2 separate regions of the Homo sapiens genome follow, and region 1 is linked to region 2. The links are chromatin contacts, found by Hi-C or POLR2A ChIA-PET in ENCODE. All regions are on one chromosome and are shown on one strand. Each heading gives the region's core, a stretch centred on a gene start or an enhancer-like site at or near the end of the contact. The rest is flanking DNA. Distances are from core to core; before and after follow the strand shown. Region 1 holds the start of FOXA1 (forkhead box A1). Region 2 overlaps SFTA3 (surfactant associated 3).

The links. Hi-C counts contacts between places; a loop is a spot of excess contacts on that map. ChIA-PET counts read pairs that join two places held with the same protein, here RNA polymerase II (POLR2A). Pooled maps may share reads with other maps.
Region 1: a map of posterior cingulate gyrus shows a loop between it and region 2 (5-fold over the local background). The contact joins the promoter of FOXA1 here to the enhancer-like site in region 2. A Hi-C loop is called at or near these places in 5 of 168 maps with a recorded cell type or tissue (chondrocyte, gastrocnemius medialis, naive thymus-derived CD4-positive, alpha-beta T cell and 1 more), 13 of 37 single-sample maps with no recorded cell type and 17 of 50 pooled maps. POLR2A ChIA-PET finds 5 or more read pairs at or near these places in 1 of 52 experiments (activated CD4-positive, alpha-beta T cell).

The regions. Positions count from the first base shown.
Region 1 is chr14:37,592,613-37,598,829 of GRCh38, reverse strand. It overlaps FOXA1 (forkhead box A1), which reads left to right and starts at 3,581. Exons shown (of 2, transcript NM_004496.5): 1 at 3,581-3,929; 2 at 6,119-6,217. The coding sequence starts at 3,858. It overlaps TTC6 (tetratricopeptide repeat domain 6), which reads right to left and starts at 3,201. Exons shown (of 33, transcript NM_001310135.5): 1 at 2,822-3,201. RefSeq lists enhancers at 2,073-3,272, 2,786-3,645.
Region 2 is chr14:36,501,622-36,507,376 of GRCh38, reverse strand. The region is part of intron 1 of SFTA3 (surfactant associated 3); the gene reads left to right. Among named protein-coding and RNA genes, the nearest start is that of NKX2-1-AS1, 15 kb to the left of the region's middle. RefSeq lists enhancers at 1,318-1,893, 1,997-2,807. Within about 2 kb of position 3,241, at least 4 of the 41 ENCODE cell types and tissues checked have a DNase peak (open chromatin) inside an H3K27ac peak, as active enhancers do.

The sequences.
Region 1 (6,217 bases), core at 2,332-4,831, 1.1 Mb before region 2:
GGGGCAGGCGAGGGACAGCCACAGAGGGAAGCCCTGGAGAGACTCGAATGGGCACCGCAGAGCCCCGCCGGCCCAGGCCCTGCTGTCTGCCAACCCTGCGGTCCTGCTAAATAGGAAGGACCCTGTCGCCGCGAGAGGCCGCCGTCTGGGCCCGGGGCCCGAGGCCCGAGGCCGCGGCCTCTCCTTCCACCTTTCGCCGTCGTCTCCCTCTGCTTCTACCTGCCTGGTGAATATCTGAGGAAGGGGCTCCCAGCCAGATCCTGCTGGGAAGTGTAAGCTGAGGCAGCCAAGCGTGGTCAAAGGACCGAGTGCCGCTCAGGTACTGCGGGACTGCGCCGGGAGCAGGCCCCACGGGTGTAGCAAGGGCAGCTTCCGGGAAGGGCGGAGCCGCTTCCTCCGCTGGCGGCTACCCGGAGTACCCGCGCACCCTACAGTCCTCACTGCCGCGGATCCCCCACTTGAGGAGCCCGCCCTCCCCGCGACCTGGACCGCCCCAAGCTGTCGCAGACCCGTCTTAAACACAGGCAAGTTTAACCCGGGACACCGCAGGAGCCGCCACGTGCCTGCCCTCGCGGGTACCCTGCCCCGAGTCCACCCATCCTCCCCACAGCTGAAGACAGGCCTGGTTTCCTCCAACGAGCAGCACAATCCTTGCAAAGCACAGTTTCCAATGGTGTAGGTGCCTATTTGGGAAAAGAGGTTGGAAAAGAGCAGGCTGCAGCCGCTGGACCTGGCTACCGACTGGCCAGCAACTCCCAGACAGCAGCATTACTTTATGTATGTATGTATGCATTTCCAAGTCAAAGACCCAACACGACCCTGCTGATTCGCTTTTAAACCTCAGGGAAAGTGACTGGCTGGCATCTGGGTACACTAGAACCTCACCTCCTAAATTTGTTAGGTATCTTGCAATGCGGCCACTGAGATGGAGAGAGGCTGGGAGCTGGACGAACGGCCATCTCTCCTTCCATCTTGGCCTCGGCTCTAAGAACCTAAATCCCTGACTGGGATGCGTGCGGAGTTCAATCCAGTATCGCCTGGCGGTGCTCCCCGGAGGCGCCTGCGGGAAAATTCAGCTTTCCCTCTCCACGACAGGAGGCGCTGTTTTCGTGGAAATCCCCCGGCTGCGAACCTGGGATCCCTGACCTGGATCAAGTCTCCGAAGCTGGCAGAGTCCATTCTGCATCACCGGTCTTGGGCTTTGAAGAAGCCTAGGAGAAATTCCGCTTCGGCCATCACGCTATGAAAAGTGGATTTTTTTTTCTTAAGTCAATTTTTTTTTTTTGAAAATATGAGACTTAGTAGGTTTGGGAAGTGGGCTAAAAGAACATTTGATATTGTAATTGACCCCCCCTTTAAGGTGACAGTGTTTTTCCCCTACTTAAAGCGCCAACTTTTTTGTGCACTATAAAAGCTATTACTATCCATAAATTGTTACTCTCGGTAGAAAATAACCTAGTCTTGCTCGGTGTTATTGAAGAGCCAAGAGGGTATTGGAGAATCACCTCCAGAAGGAACAAGGAAGCTCATTAGCACTGAAAGTCCCCCGGATCAGGCCCAGGAAGCTAAGCATCCGTATACTTTACAAATGGAACTAAAGTCAGCTACTAATGGGAACTTTGCACAAAAGAATTAGTTTCTGACACACAATTCGCAGATACATTTACACAAACTGATGGGACAACTTGCAGTCACAGGAGCAGGCTGCATTAGGGAGGGTTCCTGCCCTACTGAGTTCCAGGTGGATTTAATTTCACTCATTCCTTTCCTTATGATGTGACGTTTCTACCCCCCCACCCTTTTTGTAAAAAAAAAAAAAAAAAATGTAATCCAATGCTTTTATCTTTTTTTATTTCCTTAACTGCACATCTTCACCCTCTCTGCTCCCCTGCTGACTTAAGAGATTTGTTTGGTTCAGGGATTTAAAGTGATTCTCTTGCCAGATTTCAAGTAAAAGAGATTTAAAAGAACAAAGCACAGGGAAAAAGGTATCTGTTTGGAAGACAAGTTAAAACACATTTCTTAAAATGAGATTAATAACATTTTAAAAACTTTGCAAAACAAGAAGATTTTGCGGATTCTTAATTACTTTAGATTTTATTTTATTGTTACTTAAGGAAACCTAGTGGTTCTACAGGCAGTACAACAAACACATGGTCACAGACACTCAGAAACACACACAGTCACACATGCTCAGAAATATACAAACGGTCACACACTCAAAACACACGCACCATCTCCCAATCTATCACCAACTAATTGCCTATCACCCGGTCACTTCAGTTGTTCTCTCTCCCAGGACAAGTGGGCAACCACCACCCAGGGCCTCATGAGAGTAAAGAGACTTTGCGTTGGGAAGACTCTCCCACCGACGTCCAGGACCGATTAGGAACCAAGCGAGCCCCTGAGATCTCAGCCCGGACCCTCCGGGTCACAGACAGGACCAAGCGCCGCTGCGGGCAGTCTCGGGCTTCTGCCTGGCATCTCTTTCGCAGTGCAGATGCGTTCCCGCGCCCAGGCCCTTGCTCTCCCAGCTAACGCGCGTGTTATGGGAGATGTCCCCTCCCCCTGACCTTTTCCTATCAGAAACCAGACGGTCGTCTCCAGCTCACTCCCTGAAGCGGCTGAAGGGGGGCGGGAGGAGGAGCCCGGCAGGGGGAGGACGGCCCGACTTGGGTCCGCCTGCCCTATCACACAGACATCTGCTCTCAGTTTCTTCCTCTTTGTGGTCGCTACAGATGACAAGGGGAGAGGAGCGGACCGAGGCGGAACAAAAAAAAAAAGTTATGTCATAAAGATATAAACCGGTGCTGTGACTCACCTGCTCTTAGCCGCAGGTACGAGTTTCGTGGCAGCGCCTCCGCTCTGCTAGCCCGGGGCCCGGGTCGGCCTAACGTCACTTGGCTCGGCTGACTCAGATGACCCGGTTTCTAGTGACGAAGCAAAAGTGGGGCTTTTTCCCTTTTCTAGTCTGAAGCTCTCAGGAGGAAAGAAAAAAAAAAGTCTGTATTCTCCAGTCTCCCGGGGTTGAACTTTGGGTCAGGAATCAGGAGGGAGGAAGCAAAGAGCAGGAGGGGCGCGAGACTGGGCCGCAGCCCGCGCTCGGAAGGTGGCGTGTACCTCTGGGGAGGGACCCCGGGGTCAGTTATCCCACAAGGTCTCTAAGCCCAGTCTCCGACGCCACCGCCCCCGGCCTTCTCCGGCTGCGAGGTTCCGATCCAGAGCCCTAGCCCGCCCGCCCGCCTGGCCCCGCCTATTTTTTCTTTTTCCAAAGGGGGTTACACCCCCTCCCTCCCCATTTCCCTCTTTCCCTAGCCTCCGGGCCTAAACCAATTACACTGCTTTGCAAACAAAGTGAGGGCCCCGCTTGGGGGAGGGGTCGCGGGGGAGGGGTCGCGCGCAGCGGTGAAGCGGCGGGGCGGGAGGCGCGGCGGCCGGACTGGCGGGCGGCCGCCTTGCAGGTGCACCTCGGGCTTTGTAGGTGCGAGCGTCTTTGTGCGGCGGACAAATGGGGAGAGGACGAGGAGGTGGGCACTCAAGCGACGTAAGATCCACATCAGCTCAACTGCACTTGCCTCGCAGAGGCAGCCCGCTCACTTCCCGCGGAGGCGCTCCCCGGCGCCGCGCTCCGCGGCAGCCGCCTGCCCCCGGCGCTGCCCCCGCCCGCCGCGCCGCCGCCGCCGCCGCGCACGCCGCGCCCCGCAGCTCTGGGCTTCCTCTTCGCCCGGGTGGCGTTGGGCCCGCGCGGGCGCTCGGGTGACTGCAGCTGCTCAGCTCCCCTCCCCCGCCCCGCGCCGCGCGGCCGCCCGTCGCTTCGCACAGGGCTGGATGGTTGTATTGGGCAGGGTGGCTCCAGGATGTTAGGAACTGTGAAGATGGAAGGGCATGAAACCAGCGACTGGAACAGCTACTACGCAGACACGCAGGAGGTGAGAGGCAAGGCGAGGCGGGCGGCCGGTGGGGCGCCGCTGGAGCCCGTGCCGGGGGAGGCCGGGGAGCGGTGGGCGCCAGGCAAGGCAGGCAGGCGGGCCGGGGGCGCCTTCTCGGTGCCACCGCTGCCCGCCCGCCGGTGTGGCCCCGGCCGGGCCTTGGCCGGGCCTGGAAGCGGGACCTGCTGCCCTGCTCTGTCCCGACTCTCGCAGCCGGAGAGGGAGTTTTAGGAAACTCCGGGCTTTGAAAACAGCGGCTCTAGGAAGCGCTTGCCTCTTCCCAGCAGCGAGCGGGAGCAGGAGCCGGGCCCGGGGTGCAGCGGGCGGGCGAGCGCCGGTGCGAGTTGGAAGCAACTCTGAGAAAGCCGGAGCATACCCACAAGGCGACCTCTTCGTCCCACCGTTTAATTCGCAGACGTCTTCTGATTAAAGCGCTCTGCCGCCAAGTTGGGTGTCTCAATAATGAAACGATTTCTAAATTTTGTAAAACTTGTTCTTCAAAAGCCCTATTTGGGGAGAAGTGTGCTCCTTCTCTAAAACCGCTGGGTGGCGCTAGTGCGACCAAAATCTTCTTCACAACTCTGGGCCGAGAACCTGTTTCTCTTCATTGTCCCCTTGGTGGCACGTTCATGGGGGTTATTTTTACAATGTGCACAAAAGGATTACAGGGAAAACCAGTTACAGGGAGGACTACCACCTATTAAAAGTATTTTTCTGGAAACAGCTGGCGATTACCCTCCAAAAGTTTAATTACCATTATTGAAAACGCGTATTGGAACTGCCTTGGATAATCTTGGGAAGAGGGAAAGAAAATAAAGCCCCAAGGTAAAAAATACTTTTAAGACGTGGACAGAAAAATATAGGATCACGTAATATTTTGATGGTAACTGACTTATTTAGATTTATGTATTCACAAGTTTACCTCTGAGTTTATTTGCATACCATAGTTTACTGGGTGTTCCTATTTAAATCTATTTGTTCTCATATTTTCAAATTGAGTCATACTTGCTGATTAAAATAAACTTAAGGACATCATTATTCCTTATTAAATTACCAGAGGAGTGCTTTTTAATATGCCTAGGTTTTGTATGTTTAAAATACTGTACCTAATGCATTCCCACATCGCTATTGATAAGGATTTTCGCTTGTTGATGATTTTAAAAGGAGCTCAGAGGTCTTCCAGAGATTTAATTCTGACGCAGTCATCTCGACCCCACCATTCAATTAAGACCCCTAGCGAAAGTACTTTCTTACATGTTAAAGCTGAGAATTAGGAAATACAATAGCATTAAGAGAAAATAAGTAGAATTTGATTTTCGAATTTTAAATTATTCAAGACTACTCACGGAATCTCAAAGCCAGGCGTTGAAATCATCGGCAGCAACATCAGCATGTGAAAAAAAAAAAAGATTTATTTTGACAAACTGTGTCACCAAATTTTTCAAACAGGGGACTGTAAAGTGGTGACAAAATTAATGCGAGTTTCTAAATAGCTTGCAAAGGTGTACATGTAAAGTCATGTTAAAATAAAATGCATATAGCACTTTGAGATTATTATAGCACCCCCTCCCAGCCCTTTCTGTTATGGATCTACTTTTAGTTTTATTTTTCCAAAACTTATTTAACTCTGAGTTTGCTTCCCTTTTAACATTACAGTTGCTACAAGCAGGTAGAAAACACTACTTCTAAATACAATAAACAACAAAAAGTCACCATAGGCAAAAACCCCTAGGACAATAAAGCCACTTGTTGGGAAACAGATGATTCAGGGGGTCCCATGTCCATAGGTGATTTGCTCTATCAACGATTTCCCCCCAAAGGGCGCTTTGCCGAGGCTGGTTGGGGTGGAGACTTGGGATACCGCCTGGCGTGGATGGAGGAGGCGATGAGGGGGCCCTGGAAGCCAGCCCCTGAGCCTGGCGTGTAAGGCGATTACACATCTTCCTGGGGTCATATTTTCTGTGAGCGTTTATCTTTCATGCCTGCCGCGCTAGGATTTTCCCCCTGCCGTGCAAGACATCTTTGCTCGGTCTGGGGAGGGCGCTTAGCCATTTGCCCCGGGTGGGGGCGTCCCGTGTTCTGCAAAGTGCTCTGCACTTGCCCCCGGGTTAGGTCCCGGACGGCCGCCCTCCAGTGCCCACCACTAACCCCGCCCTCCGGGGCTTCTTCACTCGCTGTCTCCACTCCAGGCCTACTCCTCCGTCCCGGTCAGCAACATGAACTCAGGCCTGGGCTCCATGAACTCCATGAACACCTACATGACCATGAACACCATGACTACGAGCGGC
Region 2 (5,755 bases), core at 1,992-4,491:
GACAGGAATGTGGTGCCCAAGAGCAGCAGAGATCCAGGGTAGGAAGTTGCAGCCATCTGAAAACCCCATAGAGATATATTGCCCACATGACTATTTCTAGAAGTGGTGGTTGATCCCTTCACACCTTCCCGGATCCAGGATATACAGCGGCTCGCTAGCCCAAGTCTTCAGGTGCAATCCCAGTCAGGGAGAAGAAACTTCACCCTGCCCTCCTCAGGGAGACCCCTCCTGCCTCCCCAGTGTAGGTATGTGAGACCCTCATTAGGACCCCAAGATCATGTGCAGGAACATCAAGCATCTTATTCTTGTATTTACAACCTGGTGTGACTTTATTATCTACTTTTCTTCTGTTTCTTCATCCTTCCCCATTTTCCATTTCTTTATTCCAATGCCGATGTTTTCTTTGCTTTCTTGTCCAACTCCAGTCATGGCTGCAATCCTACTTTATAGGCAATTCGGTATTGTTTATCCTAATGTCAGTACTAAAAGGAAAAGTAGAGAAAGTGGATAGGCTAAGTAATAAAGAATGAAAGCCAGTAAGGTCCATATGGGAGACCAGTTGGGGAGTAAGAAGACCAGAGAAGAGCCAAGGTCAGCCTATCAAAGGACTAGGGAGAAAAACGATAGAAGCAAAGAGAAGCCGCAGCCTGGAGAAAATCAATTAATGTCAGTAGATGGGGAGGAGGGAGTACAGCCGGGACCCAAGGCATATGCCTCCCCTGGAGGGGCATAGAGAGGGATAAGGGGGAAGCAGATGTGTGTATGGCAGTCTGTCTCTGAGCTGAGGGGCAAAAACTAGCAAAGCTTGCCTTCCCTTCTTCCGGGCTTTAAGAAGGGGGACTGTCCTGCCAGAGCAAATTGAAAGACTGTGGAGCCCAGGGGTCAGGACTGGGAGTTCGCCAGCCGAACTCCAGCCTGCTCCTCCATCCTGGATCGCTCCGGGTTCTGTACCCCGTGGAGGAACATATTCAAGGGAACCTGGGGGCAGAGGGCAAGGCCAAGGGGAGGGGAAATAGCTTCTAGAAACTTCTGTGGAGACAGGCAAAACTCTTTTTCTGCACACGTGTCCCATTCCTCCTCCCTGTAGTTTGGAGAGGGCATTTTAGAAAAAGAGTCCCTTGGTTCCTTGGTTTTCCCCGAACCTGAGGTTGGACAGCGCCCCCTTTATTCTCCGCGAGCGCAGCCTGGACAAAGGCGTCACTTGGAGGGCGCCCCAGCTGCCTGGGAACTCCGAGCGGAGCCCATCCCGCTTCCCTAACCCGAGTCGTTTCCCAGGATGGAAGGCGGATCCCGGCTCCCCGCGATCAGGCTAGGCCGCGGGTTCTGGCTGGGCTGCACCCCCCAGGTCCCCGCCCCCAGCCCCCACCCTCTGCCCCTCTGGCCGGGCTCCGCAGGGCTCTCGCAGTTTCGGAGCCCGGGGACCCCGGCGCAGGAGGAGGCCTGGGCTTGCCCGGGGGCTCAGTGTGGAGAGAAGGAGAGGGGAGTCCCCCACCCTCCAGGCTGCTTGGGGACTTCGAGGGGCTTGGAATCCGGGTCCTCCCTTTTATGAGGTTCACACACACTGTGAGATATTTTAGCTGCAGCACAACCCTTTTAATACCCAGCATGACATCGACTGTGTGAGCGAGGCCCTTATTTGGTTGGTGAACGCCGGGGTGCACATCAAGACGCTTCCCTGCCTGGGAGGCACAGACCCCTCTCCAGGGGCCCCGAGGCGGGCAAGCGAGGTAGCTGAGAGGGACCGCGGCCCAGCATCGGCTCGTCTGGGTGGGAGGGCGGCCGCCCAGACTTCCCGCGGTCGGCACCCCCTGCTCGGCCCCAGCCCAGAGGCCGCCAGCATTTGAGTCCCCGCCCAGCCGCGGCTCCGCCGTCGGGGCTTTCCCCCGAAAGGCCCAGGCGCCACCTCGCGAAGTCAGCTTGGCTGGCTCCTGAGCCCGGCTCTGCCACCCCAAAGCAAGGGGCCGTACCCGCGTCCTTCCTCGGCGACCCGCGCGCTCCCCTCCCTCTCCGTTAATATTCTCCGATAATTTCCGAGGCAAAGATTTCTATCTTTTGGGCGAATTTGTTTCATCTCTCTTGAATTCAGAAATGGAGCCTTCAAAAGTCTTAATGTGTGTTTATTTTTTCTAGCATTCAAATGAATGCGAAGCCACGGATTGAATCCCGTCACTCTTTGGGGGTTAGCTTCTCCCGATATTTCACACGGAAAACAAAACTGGGTCCCTCTTATTTGTACTTGTCCTTAACCTTTGCAGCAACTGCTGTAGATGCGGCTCTGTCCATTCTCTAATAGATTTTACCAGGGGCTGGTGACAGAGAACTGATTTCTTTTCTATTAGGGTTTAGCACATCTTTGTTGAAGGCCTGTAGAATGACCAGGGATTAGATTTGCATCTCTTAGACGCCCTGTGTGGTCTTTGTGCGAAGCTTGTAACTGTTAAAAATGACTTGTTAGGAAGCGTGTGGGCTCTCATCGCTCTCCTTTTGACAGAATGATTGTGAAATTCAGATTGGCCCTGTAGGATTTAGCCCACAGATTCCACCTGAACCCTAAGCAATTAGACCCTAATCTCCCTGCAATCATATTTGAGTTAGGATTTGTTGCACTTTGTTTACTTCAATTAAAAGCAGTGGAATAATTTTTTTCCAGCTTTTAAAGTGAAATCTCCAGGCATAAAACCTTAGGACTTCTTAGAAATGCTTTTGGTAGTGATGAGGATTTCTTTTCCGTGTGGTTTCCTCCAAGTCCTCATGACCATCCCCTTCCTTCTCCCATTTAAGTGACTCGTTTTTTCCCCTGTTGCTCGCCAATGCCCAAAGCGTCTTCACAGGGGCTGAATTCGCGGCGCAAGGGAAGAACTGTGTGGAGATGACGCCCAGCTGGAGGGGCGCCCAAGCTCAGGCCGTCGCCCAGGTCCCCGATGGGGATCCTATGTCCCGCCGCCGCGCGGAGCTTTCCCAACACGGCCCGCTGGCTGACTGGCCCCCGCGTGGGTTCGGGCAGTGGGCGCCTGTCGGGCGTCTTTCTTCCTGCGGCGGAGCAGGCTCTTCTAAGGCGCTGGCCGCCAGCCCCGCGATACGGCGACTGAGGAGGCGGCGTGGTCAGCCTGACCTCAGCCTGCGTTCCGGGAGCCTCCCGCCCGCGCCCGCTGAGCTGCCCGCGGGGACCGGCTGCGGCCCTACTGCGCAGGGTCGGCTCCAGGGGTGGGGGCGAGCGCTCTTTTTTGCAGGGTCTTCCTCTGAGCCCGCACTGGCCCGGCGGCCATCGAACCTCCGGAGAGCTCGAGGCTTGACTTCTTCATCTCCTCGCCGGGCCCCAGAGGCCCAAAGCCCAGGATTCTGGGCGCAGCCTCCCGCCGGGCTGCGCAGGGACGGTCGCCCAGGTCGTCAGGATCTCTGCCGTTTAACCCCGATGCAGTTCTCAAAAGCTGCCTGCAATTACTGTCAAGTCAGGTCACTTTAGTAGTATTTCTTGATCTGGGGCATCTATCTTCTACATTTGTTTATGTGGTACGACTTTGTCACTTTTATTTACCCAGAACATCTCTTCATTTGGGAGACTTGACAATGACTCTGGGTTATCGTTTATTCCATTTTGATTCAGGACCACTTCTTTGCTCCTAGTGAGTTTGATTCGATTCCCTAAATTACTGCTTCACCTTTCTCAGTTAATATTCATGAGCGAGCCAACCGCAGGATCTAAACAAGAGAAACGGAGGACTTCAATGCCATTTATTTTTGAAGGGGGAAGAGGGAGACACCGCTTTTTAAACTACCCAATAAACTTTTAAATAACAGGTGCTCTCGTGGTCACTTGCCTCAAAGAAGATATTTTAAAAAAATTATTGTGTTTAATTCCGTAAGAATAAAGTCAGCCTACAACCTATCTCTATCTGTATTCCTGACTAAAAAAATTTGAGGAGGAAACACTTTGCTGAGACTTAGTATTATGTAAATGCAGAGCCATAGAAACTGGTTTAAGCAGGGAGCCCTCTCTTCCAATAGTTTCTGAGGTGCAGTCTGCTTAAAAACAGACCCACCTCTTTAGGTCATTCTTATAGCTAGTTACTCTTAACTTTATTAAGAATCTTTAAGAATTCAAGGGAATAAGTGAGAGAGCCTCTGTTTTGAGATTGGGTGGTGGGGAGGTGGGAAAGGAGTTTTAGAGAGGAAGGGGAGCAAGGCCGTGGTGTAATAATCTCTTTGAGATTTACCAGAAGTCTTGGTCTCTTGATTGAGGATTCCTGCTTCAAACCAATTCTGTGTGTAGTTTAGTGCAGTTTTTCATTTGTGAATAGGAACTGTATCAAAACCCTAGTGTGACCATGACAATTGGGTAATCACACACAAGGCATCTTTGCTAATGGAGAGATTCTGTAAATATGTTTCTAGTGAATACACAGATAACAGTCACAGTGGAAGGGTCAGGTGCCACAAATCATAGATTACTCTGCCAAGGGTTGCCAGCCATCTGAGGCTTGGAAGGACATTAACTGCCTTTGCATTCTCAGAATACTCTCCTCAGTTCATGATTTCACTTACTTGACCCTACTTCTGTTATTAAAAAGCTGGCAGGCACAATTAAGGGCAAGCAGGTTGGCTACCTACCCCTCTGGCAGCTCTCCAATATTCCCATTTAGCTGCCAGGAGACATGGAGAGGAGTGAATCACTCATGAAATCCTGTGGGAGCATGTAAAGTGTATGAGGAAAACTTCAGTGGCAGTGGGCAGGTCCACCAGTCAGCCCCATCTCTAAGTCGGCTATCTCATATAATAAATCACTGGGGGAATTCATTCTGGGAAGGGCAAGGAGGGGAATGATAAGAGGTGACTTAGGTATAGGAGCTCTCACTCAGTTTCCTTGGAAAGTAAGTTTAAGCGCATTACTTGATAGTTCTAGTTTTGAAAACCGTCACAAATAGAAGTGGGATTCTCATTACTAATAGGGAACAAAAATCAGGAAGAGTTTCCCTTATCAGACAATAATAAGGGGAAAAAATCAAGAGCTTTCAATGAAATTTGGAGGACTATCACTTTTTTTCGACAGAGCAAACTTCTGGCTTTTAACAATTACTCCAATAGAGAAATTATTACTACATGGATAAGATTTAGGTACTCAATTTTCAGAGTAATGTGAAATTGAAATTAGATAAACATAGTTTTTTTCTTCTTCAAATTAAAACAAGCAGGTATCTTGCATACAGGGGCATTGTAAAAGCAAAACACATCTCTCTCAAATATTAGTGTTGTGTTCTTGAGGACGTAAAATCTGGGAATGTAACATAAAAGAATTGTAAGGCTGAGACAAGGCATCCTGGGTTCCCTTTGTTGGTAGATAGGCTCTTTTCTCATACTCTTACATTGGAAGTGGTTTGGGGATCTAAAATGAACTACCATCACTAAAGGCAAAGCCGTAACATTTATTATTAGATACCATGGAAAGTAGGCTGGTTTCATCAGTGAAAGGGACTGGCTTGTATGAGAGGCCTTGTGGCACTTTTTGAACAGAAAAGAAAGGCACAGTTTATCGAAGTATGAGTGGCCAGGAGGGCTAGCAAAATGTATTTTTAGAAGAATAATATATTTTCTAATATGCCAAGGGGTCTTTAGATGTGAGATATTAAAAAACTAATTTTCCCCAAATTATGTTATCACATTATCATATTCCTTGAAGAATAAAGATAGACATTAGTCATCTACATTACCAAGGGAGAAAAATATTTTAAAATCAGATGACAGATTTGTGCCTTGTAAT